Linked DNA regions of Homo sapiens: region 1 is linked to region 2. Evidence: read pairs that join two places in POLR2A ChIA-PET (ENCODE). Cell type or tissue: CD4-positive, alpha-beta T cell. All regions are shown on one strand. Links, peaks and the distances in the headings refer to the core of each region. The heading gives the core; the rest is flanking DNA. Region 1 holds the start of LOC105376914 (a long non-coding RNA gene). Region 2 overlaps OLFM2 (olfactomedin 2).

Region 1 (5,372 bases), core at 188-5,187, 270 kb before region 2:
AGGAAATTAGTTCCTGCTTCAGGGATTAACAAGAACTGAATATAAGCTGAGCGATCCTGGTGTCTAACTTCTGTGCTTTGTAAAATTTTTGCTCTAAATCCTTCCCCTTTTACCCTGGAAACTAAAAGTTCCTCTGAGGAGGAGCCAACATTAGATGGGGGGAAACAAACAGGAGCGAGCAGCCCCTGAATCGACTAAAAAGGCGATAAGCTCATGTTTAGGTCCCACATCCAAATTGATCAAGGGCTCCTGGTGGGACTCAAGATAAAAGAGACAGGGCCCCTGACCCCCCTATTCCTTGAAAGTCATGAGTGGAAGGGCTTCTTTCTCCTTAGTTCAGGACATTCTCTCTTGAAGTGGCCTGTTCTTCCACATCTATAGCACATATCTTGTCCTTCCTCCCTCTTAGTTCTGGGATTCTTTAACCCTGTCCCCCCATACTCTTTAGGGGGCCTGGTAGATGAGGACCTTTGTCCTCCAGATGGAGGCTGGGGGCCTTTAAAACAGGGTTCAGACCCTTTATACTTTCTAGGTCCCTGGAAGCTCTGTCTAGAAGTACCTGGGTTTGGAGCCATCTGTTGGAAGGTGGAAAACATAAGTTTTGTTTTTTGTTTCTGTTTTTCTTCATCCCGTTTCACATGTACTTTCTAAGCTTCCCTGAGAAGCTCACTTAGAGGACGGTCTTCCCAATTGTCTATTTTTTATAACTTTTTTGAAATGTCTAGGCAACTTTTACTGACAAATTGGAGTTTCAACATTCCTTGCCCAAGGAGATCATCCAAAGTAAGGCCTGCATATTGCCTCATTTGCTCCCTCAGTCTGTCTAGGAATCTCACAGTCCCTTCATCCTTTTCCTGTTGTATATCAAGCGCTTTAGAAAGATTGCGGGTTCAGGGTACTGATTCCTGATTTCCTTTTATTATCATCTCCCTTAGGTCCTGCATATTTTCCCGGTGATCTGCGTTGTTATTGTCCCACCGGGGGTCTTGGGTGGGGAATTTCTGTTCCGCGGTAGGAACGTTTTTACCGGGAGGGTGCTCACGTTCCCTAAGTACCATAGCAGCCCTAGGAATCATACTCCTTTTTTCCCCTGAAAAGAGGACGGCCAAGATGGACATTAACTCGACCCAAGTGTAACTGAGGTCCTAAGAATTGGTCAATTTGGTCTGCCACTCTGTAAAGGTCATCTAGTAGTGGTTTAAGCTCCTTTTTAAAATTCCGGACTTCTGAACTGGTTAAGGGAGCATTTACAAAGCCAATTACAAAGCCATTGGCCCCCACTCCTTGTGGTACCTCTTTCAAAGGGAATAAGGTCAGGGCTGACCTCTTAGGTATGGAGGGAAGCGGAAAATTCTGAGTATCTTTTTTACATTGTTCTACCTCACGCTGGAGTCCTTTTAGAGAGGGGTATTTAGGTTGGGGGGAGGACAGGCTGGTGGGATGGTAATTCCCAAGAGTCAGGGTTATAAGGAGGAGGGATAACACGAGTAGAGGGGGAGTTTAGAATGGGATCTGAGGTGGAAGTGGCTGTCTGAGGGGAAAGATTGGGGATACTGAATGGAGGAAGATAGTTTAGGGGATCCCATGCACTGGAGTCTTTAGGCATGAGATCTGGCTCCTCTGACTTTTCATTTTGAGGTGCCAGATTGGGTTCTTCCCTATTTGTTTTTAAGGGAAAAAGGAGGGCTGGTCCTTGCCTCCAACAAAGGGCATAGCGTAGTTCTTCTTGAGACACTGGACTTTTATTATTAACATATCAGATTGGAAGCTGACACATTACATCCTCAGTTGATTCAAACTTTGGCCAGAAGATTGAGGAATTAAGGATGGGTCCCTGAGTCCAAATAAAACAGCAATATTTTATTATTTGTTGCTTTTTCCTATGTTTAGTCCTTTCATTATCCTTCCAGTGTTTCAGCATGAGACCTAGGGGGCTATCTGGGGGAATATCTTTGTTACCATCTTTATCCCCCTTGCTCCCTGTCTTGCTTGGGGTATTTCCCATCTTGATGGTTTTGGGGTAAGGTTCAAGGTTCAGTTTCCCTTACTGGAAATTTCTCACCTTTCAGGGTGAGGCTTAATTTTCACTGGAAACTTTTTGCCTTTTGGGGTAAGGCTCAATTTCCCCTCTGGAAATTTCTTGCCTTTTCTACTATTGGAGGTTTGTGTGAGGTTCAATCCCCCCCAACAATGGGGATGTCTCACCTCTTTTTAACCACTTAGCCACCCTGACCAAGGAGTACTTCACTGCACCCACCCCCAACCCCCGTGGCTTTCTTACCTTGTTCCTGACCACCAAGGAAATACTTTACTGGCTCCTGTGGCATCTCCTTCCTTGGTAGGTGCACAGAGTCATCACTGCAGTATGTGAGGATCCTTTAAGCTAGGTTGCTGGCCAGTTGTTTTTTTCCTGCATTGCTTAGAGCTAGGGTTATTCCTCACAATGGGTGGGTTCTGATTTCTCCCCTATGAGGCCACCACAAAGGGTGGGGTGCATGCCTCCTCAAGAGAGAGAACCAGAGACCACCCCCAGAGGGGAATGTAATCCTGGATGAGCCCCCAAATTGTTATATAATAAGTTTCAGTGCTGCAAAAGAAATAGCACTCGAGGCCAGATGCAGTGGCTCATGTCTGTAATTCCAGCACTTTGGGAGGCCTAGGTGGGTGGATCACAAGGGCAGGAGATCGAGACCATCCTGGCTAACACAGTGAAACCCCATCTCTACTAAAAAATACAAAAAATGAGCCGGGCGTGGTGGCGGGCACCTGTAGTCTCAGCTACTCAGGAGGCTGAGGCAGGAGAATGGTGTGAACCTGGGAGGTGGAGCTTGCAGTGAGCAGAGATCACACCACTGAACCCCAGCCTGGACAACAGAGTGAGACTCCATCTCAAAAAAAAAAAAAAAAAGAAAAAGAAATCGCATTCAAATATAAAATTTTATTTTTAATTCTCAGCAAGGCAAGGTACTTCTATAGAAGGGTGTGCTCTCACAGATGGAGCAATGGTGGGCACACACCTTCACAAAGGAGGGAAAGGCGTTCTTATTACTGATGCACCTGGTCCCTACTGCTGTGTCATTCCCCTATTGGGTAGAGTTAGACCACACAGGCTAAACTAATTCCAACTGATTAATTTAAAGAGATGGACGGGGTGAGTGGTTTGGCAGGAAAAATGGTTATGAAATGAATTGGAATGAATGAGTCAGGGTGGAGAAGGTAATCTGAATGAGCAGAATGAGTCAGGGTGGAGTAGGTAATGAGTCAAGGAGTAGAATGTGTCAGGGTGGAAAAGGTTGCTTTACGAGGAAGTTTAAAAGTAGAAGGCAAAGAATTGAGCATACTGACATATTAATTCTTTGAAGGGAAACTTCGAATTCACACTCAACAACTCTAAAGTGATTCTCTATCCTTGGCCTCCCACATTTCTTTTTTTTTTTTTTGAGACAGACTCTCACTCTGTTGCCAGGCTGGAGTGCAGTGGACTGATCTCAGCTCACTGCAACCTCTGCCTCCTGGGTTCAAGTGATTCTCATGCCTCAGCCCCCCAAGTAGCTGGGACTACAGGTGCCAGCCACCACGCCCAGTGAATTTTCGTATTTTTAGTAGAGACGGGGTTTCACCATGTTGGCCAGGATGCTCTTGATCTCCTGACCTTGTGATCCACCTGCCAAGGCCACCCAAAGTGCTCAGATTACAGGCATGAGCCACCATGCTCAGCCTTGGCCTCCTACATTGTTGGGATTACAGACATGAGCCACTGTGCTTGGCCCTTTATTCCTTTACATATTTAATATTTTAAAAAATTAACAAAGAGGCCAGGCACAGTGGCTCAGGCCTTTAATCCCAGCACTTTGGGAGGCTGAGGTGGGTGGATTACGAGGTCAGGAGTTCGACACCAGCCTGGCCAATATGGTGAAACCCCATCTCTACTAAAAAATACAAAAATTAGCTGGGCATGCTGGTGCGTGCCTGTAGTCCCAGATACTCAGGAGGCTGAGACAGGAGAATTGCTTGAACCCAAGAGGCAGAGGTTGCAGTGAGCCAAGATCGCTACACTGCACTCCAGCCTGGGTGCAGAGACTCCATCTCAAAAAAATAAGTAAATAAATAAACACCACACCCAATCAGCTCAAGCCTGTGGCTAGAGATAAGAATGCAGAAAGAATTGGCCAGGCGCGGTGGCTCACGCCTGTAATCCCAGCACTTTGGGAGGCCGAGGCGGGTGGATCACGAGGTCAGGAGATTGAGACCATCCTGGCTAACACAGTGAATCGCCGTCTCTACTAAAAACACACACAAAAAAATTAGCCGGGCGTGGTTGTGGGCACCTGTACTCCCAGCTACCCAGGAGGCCAAGGCAGAATGGAGTGAACCCGGGAGGCAGAGCTCGCAGTGAGCCGAGATCACACCACTGCACTCTAGCCTGGGTGACAGAGCAAAACTGTGTCTCAAAAAAAAAAAAATCTAGAAAGAATCTAGAGACATCTTTCCTGCCCAAGATAGTGTTTTCCTCCTACTTCCTTTAAACTGACTATCCATGTATTTGCTCCTAAATTTAAAGTGACTCACACCCTATTCCCTTATGTATACAGCTAGCTGCCACAACCTCCCTCCTTCTCTGCCTCTCATCCCTGCCTTGCGTGACCCATGGATGGAAGACTGTCCTCAAAACTCATTTTGCCCTCCCTTCCCAGGACGTGTAAGCAATAAATCTTTGAAATTATGTCCTATTGGGGTGGTGTTTTGAATTTGCACATACCATCTGAAGAACCAGGGGCCGCCCCTGGTTGAGATTTCCCCAGGGAGCTGGTGGGGACACAAGGTCAGGTTTCCAGTGTCAGAGTGATGATCAGGCAGGCATAAACTGAACACAGGTCAGACAAGAGCAGCTATGTCGCTGGGCACGGTGACTCACGCCTGTAATCCCAGCACTTTGGGAGGCCAAGGTGAGCGGATCACCTGAGGTCAAGAGTTTGAGACCAGCCTGGCCAACATGGTGAAACCTCGTCTCTACTAAAAATACCAAAAATATTAGCTGGGTGTGGTGGCATATGCCTGTAGTCCCAGCTACTCGGGGAGGCTGAGGCAGGAGAACTGCTTGAACCCAGGAGGCGGAGGTTGAAGTAAGCCAAGATCGGGCCACTGCGCTCCAGCTTGGGAGACACAGGGAGACTCCATCTTAAAAAAAAAAAAAAAAAAAAAAAAAAGAGCGGCCTAGGTCATCTATCAGTATAAACAAGTTTCCCAGGTGAGGGACCCCCTGTCAACCAGGTTTTGCGTGACAACTCACACTGTAATCCCAGCACTTTGGGAGGCTGAAGCAGGCAGATCACTTAGCTAAGGAGTTCCAGACCAGCATAGCCAACATGGCG
Region 2 (5,372 bases), core at 213-5,212:
TCGCTGTGTCTCCCAGGCTGGAGGGCAGTGGTGCGATCTTGGCTCACTGCAACCTCCACCTCCTGGGTTCAAGCGATTTTCATGCCTCAGCCTCCCGAGTAGCTAGGATTACAATCACCCACCTCCATGCCTGGCTAATTTTTGTATTTTTAGTAGAGATAGGGTTTCACTATGTTGGTCAGGCTGGTCTCGAACTCCTGGCCTCAAGTGATCCGTCCACCTTGGCCTCCCGAAGTGCTGGGATTGCAGGCGAGAGCCATTGCGCCTGGCACATTTATTTATTTTTTTAAGATGGGGTCTTGCTGTCGCTCAGGTCTGGGTCTTGCTGTCACCCACCACTGGAGTGCAGTGGTGCAATCCTAGCTTACTGCAGCCTCGAACTCCTGGGTTTAAGCCATCCCCTCCCACATCTGCCTCCTGAGTAGCTGGGCCTACAGGCAGGTACCAACACACCCAGCTTTTTTTTTTTTTTTTTTTTCCTTTTGTAGAGATAGTCTTGCTTTGCTGCCCAGGCTGGTCTTGAACTCCTGGGCTCAAGCGATCCACCTGCCTCGGCCTCTCAAAGTGCTGGTATTACAGGTGTGAGCCACTGCGCCTGGCGTACTCATTAAGTCTCCCGGCACGGGTTTCCTTCACCTCCTCTCTCACTTCACTGCTCCCCCACTGGTTCTTCCTGGGGTATCTTAGGTGGATACCTGCACTTAAATCCTCCCTGAAAGAGCCTGACCTAAGACAACAAGGATGGCCCAGTACAAGAGGAATACCCCAAGAAAGCCTGCCCCTTTGGTTCTGGGAGGATCCAGAACTACTCTCCCACCTCCCTTCTTCTTCTTCTCCTCTTTTTTTTTTTTTGGAGATGGAGTCTCACTTGGTCACCCAGGCTGGTGTGCAGTGGTACTATCAGGGCTTTTGGCAGCCTCAACCTCCTGGGCTTAAATAGTGATTCCTCCCACTTCAGCCTCCCGAGTAGCTGAGACTAAAGGCCTTTAGTCTCACCATCGCACCTACTAATTTTTAAATTTTTTTGTAGAGATGGGAGTCTTGCTATATTGTCCAGTATGGTCTCAAACTCCTGGGCTCAAGCGATCCTCCTGCCTCAGCCTCCCAAAGCACTGGGATTACAAGGCATGAGTCACTGTTACCTCTCTGTTTTTTCTTTTTTTTTTTTTTTTTTTTTTTTGAGAGGGAGTCTTGCTCTGTCGCCCAGGCTGGAGTGCAATGGCGGGATCTCGGCTCACTGCAGCCTCTGCCTCCCAGGTTCAAGCAATTCTCCTGCCTCAGCCTCCCAAGTAGCTGGGATTACAGGCATGCACCACCACGCCTGGCTAATTTTTGTATTTTTAGTAGAGACAGGGTTTCGCCATGTTGGCCAGGCTGGTCTTGAACTCCTGACCTCAAATGATCCACCCGCCTTGGCCTCCCAAAATGCTGGGATTACAGGCATGAGCCACCGTGCCCGGCCCTCCCTTCTTGATAAATCTCATTCTTAAAAAAAAAAAAAAAAAACAAAGAAAAACATCAAACAGGAGCCCAAGCATCCCTGCCCCTCCTCCCCTGGCTCTAGTCCCCAAGCAATTTGGATAGAAACCCCCAAGGAATATCTTTTGTGCAGAGACAAAGCCGCCGGTTCAACGTAATTAACATCTTCCTACATTGCCTAGCGTGTCCGTTGAAGCAAATAAGCCATTTTCTCTCGACAGAGGAAATATTGAATTGTAAAAGAGAAGCAAGATTTAAGTGGTGCAGAGAGAAGGCCTCCATGGTTTTCCTAAAATAATTGTCTGCGTTGGACGCATCTCACCGGAGTGTTCTCTGCAGCAGTGTAATTAAATGCCTGGGTTTTGGCTGCCAGATCGCAGCAGGCAGAGGTCCTGAGTTTTGCCCATTGGGTTTAAGTTCAGATATGCAGTTAATGCATGTCCCTAGGAACCGCTGGAATGTTCTGGAATGTACCATGTGCTAGCTCTCCCAGACTGGGTCTAGCTTGGAAACAAAGTCAAGAGTTCTTGGCAGTCAGAAGACTAGAGAGGAACAGAGAGTGTCCTACTCTAGGGGAAATGCTTACAACAGCAGGTGCAAGAACACAGGCGTTCTCCAGCATAGAAGTCTGTGGTCTAGCAGCCTGTCTCACCTCGGATGTGGCAGATGTACTAAAGAAGCCAACCCACTTTTTTTTTTTTTTTTTTTTGAGACAGGGTCTTGCTCTGTTGCCTAGGCTGGAGTGCAGTGGCATGATCTAGGCTCACTGCAGCCTCAACTTCCCTGACTCAAGCAATCCTCCCACCTCAGCCTCCCGAGCAGCTGGGACTACAGGCATGCACCATCACGACTGGCTATTTTTTTTGGTAGAGACGGGGATCTCACTACATTTCCTAGGCCGATCTTGAACTCCTGGGCTAAAGTGATCCACCCGCCTTGGCCTCCCAAAGTGCTGGAATTATAGGCGTGAGCTATCACGACGGCCCTGCCAACCCACTCTCTCTTTGCTGAGCTCTTGGTTCAGGGTTTAATATTCCTGCTAATGGGCTTTAAGGGAGTGAAGCTATGCACTCAAGTATCTGTTCCTCAAATGTCTTTTCTGGCTGAAATCTTACAAACACTTTTGCTGAGGCTGCCCTAATTAAACACCAGCCTCTAAAACAGGTCCAGGATTAACTGAGTAGGACACAGGCAGGGAAAGCTGTTCTTGCTGTCGGGCCAGGGATCATCATCTCCTACTACTCCACCACCTATATCTTGGTTCAAAAACAATTCCTGGTGGCCAGGCATGGTGGCTCACGCCTGTAATCCCAGCACTTTGGGAGGTGAAGGTGGGCGGATCACCTGAGGTCAGGAGTTCCAGACCAGTCTGGCCAACATGGTGAAACCCCATCTCTACTAAAAATACAAAAATTAGCCAGACGTGGTGGCAGGCACCTGTAAGCCCAGCTACTCAGGAGGCTGAGGCAGAAGAATTGCTTGAACCCAGGAGGCAGAGGTTGCAGTGAGCCGAGATCGTGCCATTGCACTCCAGCCTGGGCAATAGAGCGAGACCCCGTCTCAAAAAAACAACAATAACAACAACAAAAAAAAACAATTCCTGGTGTTTCCCTGGGGACGGAGGCATTGCTACAGGGTCCTGGGGACAGGAGAAGCATTGGCTATCAGGAAGTAGCCAACAGGAAGAGAGCAAGCGCCTGCCTCTTAATAAAATGAAGCTATTATTGTGTTTGAGGCTGGATAATTTAATCAGGAAGCCAAGGCACCTTGGGGCTTACATATTTATTTGTGCCCTGCCTTGTTCCAGAGAGGACTCTAAGTGGTTTACAAGGATATGTAAAATACCATAAGATAGCGCCAATTAAATATGAGAGCGGGGATTAGATATTTTTGGAGGACAGCCTGCCAGTCCACAGCCAAGCCATTACAGTTTCTGCAATTTGCATTTTATTCGGCCAATCCAAAGCTAAGAATTCAGCCCATGGAAACTTTGTGGACAGCATCTGATTGTTGCAAGGGAGGTTCATTAAGCATTGTTTAAAATTGGACAATTAGAAATTAATTTGATCAAAAGCTATTACACATGCTAGAAAAAAAATTTTTTTTTTTTGGAGACAGGGTCTTGCTCTGCCACCCAGGCTGGAGTACAGTGGCATGATCATAGCTCACTGCAGCCTTGATGTCCAAAGGCTCAAGCGATCCTCCCACCTCTGTCTCCTGAGTAGGTGGGACTACAGGTGTGAGCCACTAAACCAGGCTAATTTTTTTTTTTGAGATGGAGTCTCCCTCTGTTGCCCAGGCTGGAGTGCAATGGCGTGATCTTGGCTCACTGCAATCTCCACCTCGAGGGTTCAAGTGATTCTCCTGCCTCAGTCTCTGGAGTAGCTGGGATTACAGGCACCTGCCATTATGCCCGGCTAATTTTTGTATTTTTGTAGAGACGAGGTTTCACCATGTTGGCCAGGCTGGTCTTGAACTCCTGACCTCAGGTGATCTGCCCGCCTTACCCTCCCAAAGTGTTGGGATTACAGGTGTGAGCCACCACGCCTGGCCCAGGCTAATTTTTAAAAAGATTTTTTGTAGAAACAGGGACTAGCTATGTTGCCCAGCCTGGTCTCAAATTCCTGGGCTCAAGCAGTTCTCCCACCTCAGCCTCCCAAAGTATTGGGATTACAGGCGTGAGGCACTGTGTCCAGCCAATTTACAAATTTAAGATGCATCTACAGAATGAGATACTATGCAGTCATTAAAAATTAGAGATTAATGGAGATTTTAATCACCATCTTTAAATTTATCTTATTTTCCAAGTTTTCTACAATGAACGTGTATTGTTCTTATAAAGATTTTTAGGGCCGGGTGCAGTGGCTCACGCTTGTAATCCCAACACTTTGGGAAGCCAAGGCAGGAGAATCACTTGAGCCCAGGAGTTTGAGACCAGCCTGGGCAACATAGTAAAACCTCATCTCTACAAAAAATTTAAAAATTAGCATGGTGGCACATGCCTGCAGTGCCAGCTACTCAGGAAGCTGAAGTAGGAGGATCACTTGAGCCCAGGAGTTCATGGCTGCAGTGAGCTATGAAGGCGCCACTACACTCCAGCCTGCGTGACAAAGTGAGACCCTATCTCAAAAGAAAAAAAAAAGATTTTTAAAAGTCCCTTAAATTTTTTTTTTTTTTTTTGGCAAGGGAGAAAAAGAAGAAAAACAAAAGCAGGGACATAAAACAGAGCCAGAAACGAGGCTAAGAAAAACTCATCCCTTAAAAACCTGAACAATCAGCATATGGCCGGGCCATAAGTTTGGCTCCAAGCTCCTTAGCAGCCAACTCAGAAAGGGAAAGCTGGTCATTTATGCGGTTCTCAGTGTCCTGAAACAAAAGTACACCAGATGCTCAGGAGAAAGCTCAATTATTTTTGGCAGGGATTTCTCCCACAGTCCTCCCAAAAAGGATTCCACGTGATGTCACCAGCATCTCTCCGGGCAATATCCTTACGATAGAAGTGACTAGTTTCCTCTAGATGTTTCTTATTCCTCCTGGGATGGTAGAGTAGGGCCAACTGGTAAGAGCAGGGTCCTGGAGTCAGGCTGCCTGGGTTTAAGTTCTGGCTTCACCATTCGCTTGCTGTGTGACCTCAGCAAGTGGCTTAACCTCTCTGTGTCTTTCTTAGTTTTTTCATTTGTACAATGGACATGATGACTACCTACTTCTCTGGGTTGCTAGGAGGATCAAATGAGTTCATAATATATATAAGAGCAATTAGAACAGTCATCAGCATGTAGTAAGAGCTACACAAGTGTCTGCTAATACTATTATTTTTATTTTTTAAGAGACAGGGTGTCACTCTATCGTCCAGGCTGGAGTGCAGTGGCACAATCATGGCTCACTTCAGCCTC

Evidence for each region. ChIA-PET counts read pairs that join two places held together with the same protein. Peaks named below come from ENCODE experiments on the same cell type or tissue, not always from the same donor. Only the 100,000 strongest peaks of a DNase experiment are listed, where the experiment ranks them.
Region 1: POLR2A ChIA-PET joins it to region 2 with 5 read pairs; 2 of 35 experiments call an interaction of 5 or more read pairs at or near these places.

Annotation. Positions count from the first base shown.
Region 1 is chr19:9,593,963-9,599,334 of GRCh38, forward strand. It overlaps LOC105376914 (a long non-coding RNA gene), which reads right to left and starts at 2,377. Exons shown (of 2, transcript XR_936311.3): 1 at 2,282-2,377. In CD4-positive, alpha-beta T cell, for the core only: no CTCF peak of the experiment used is centred there; no DNase peak of the experiment used is centred there.
Region 2 is chr19:9,864,330-9,869,701 of GRCh38, forward strand. The region is part of intron 1 of OLFM2 (olfactomedin 2); the gene reads right to left. Among named protein-coding and RNA genes, the nearest start is that of PIN1, 32 kb to the left of the region's middle. In CD4-positive, alpha-beta T cell, for the core only: no CTCF peak of the experiment used is centred there; a DNase peak (open chromatin) is centred at 2,112; H3K27ac peaks cover 461 bases.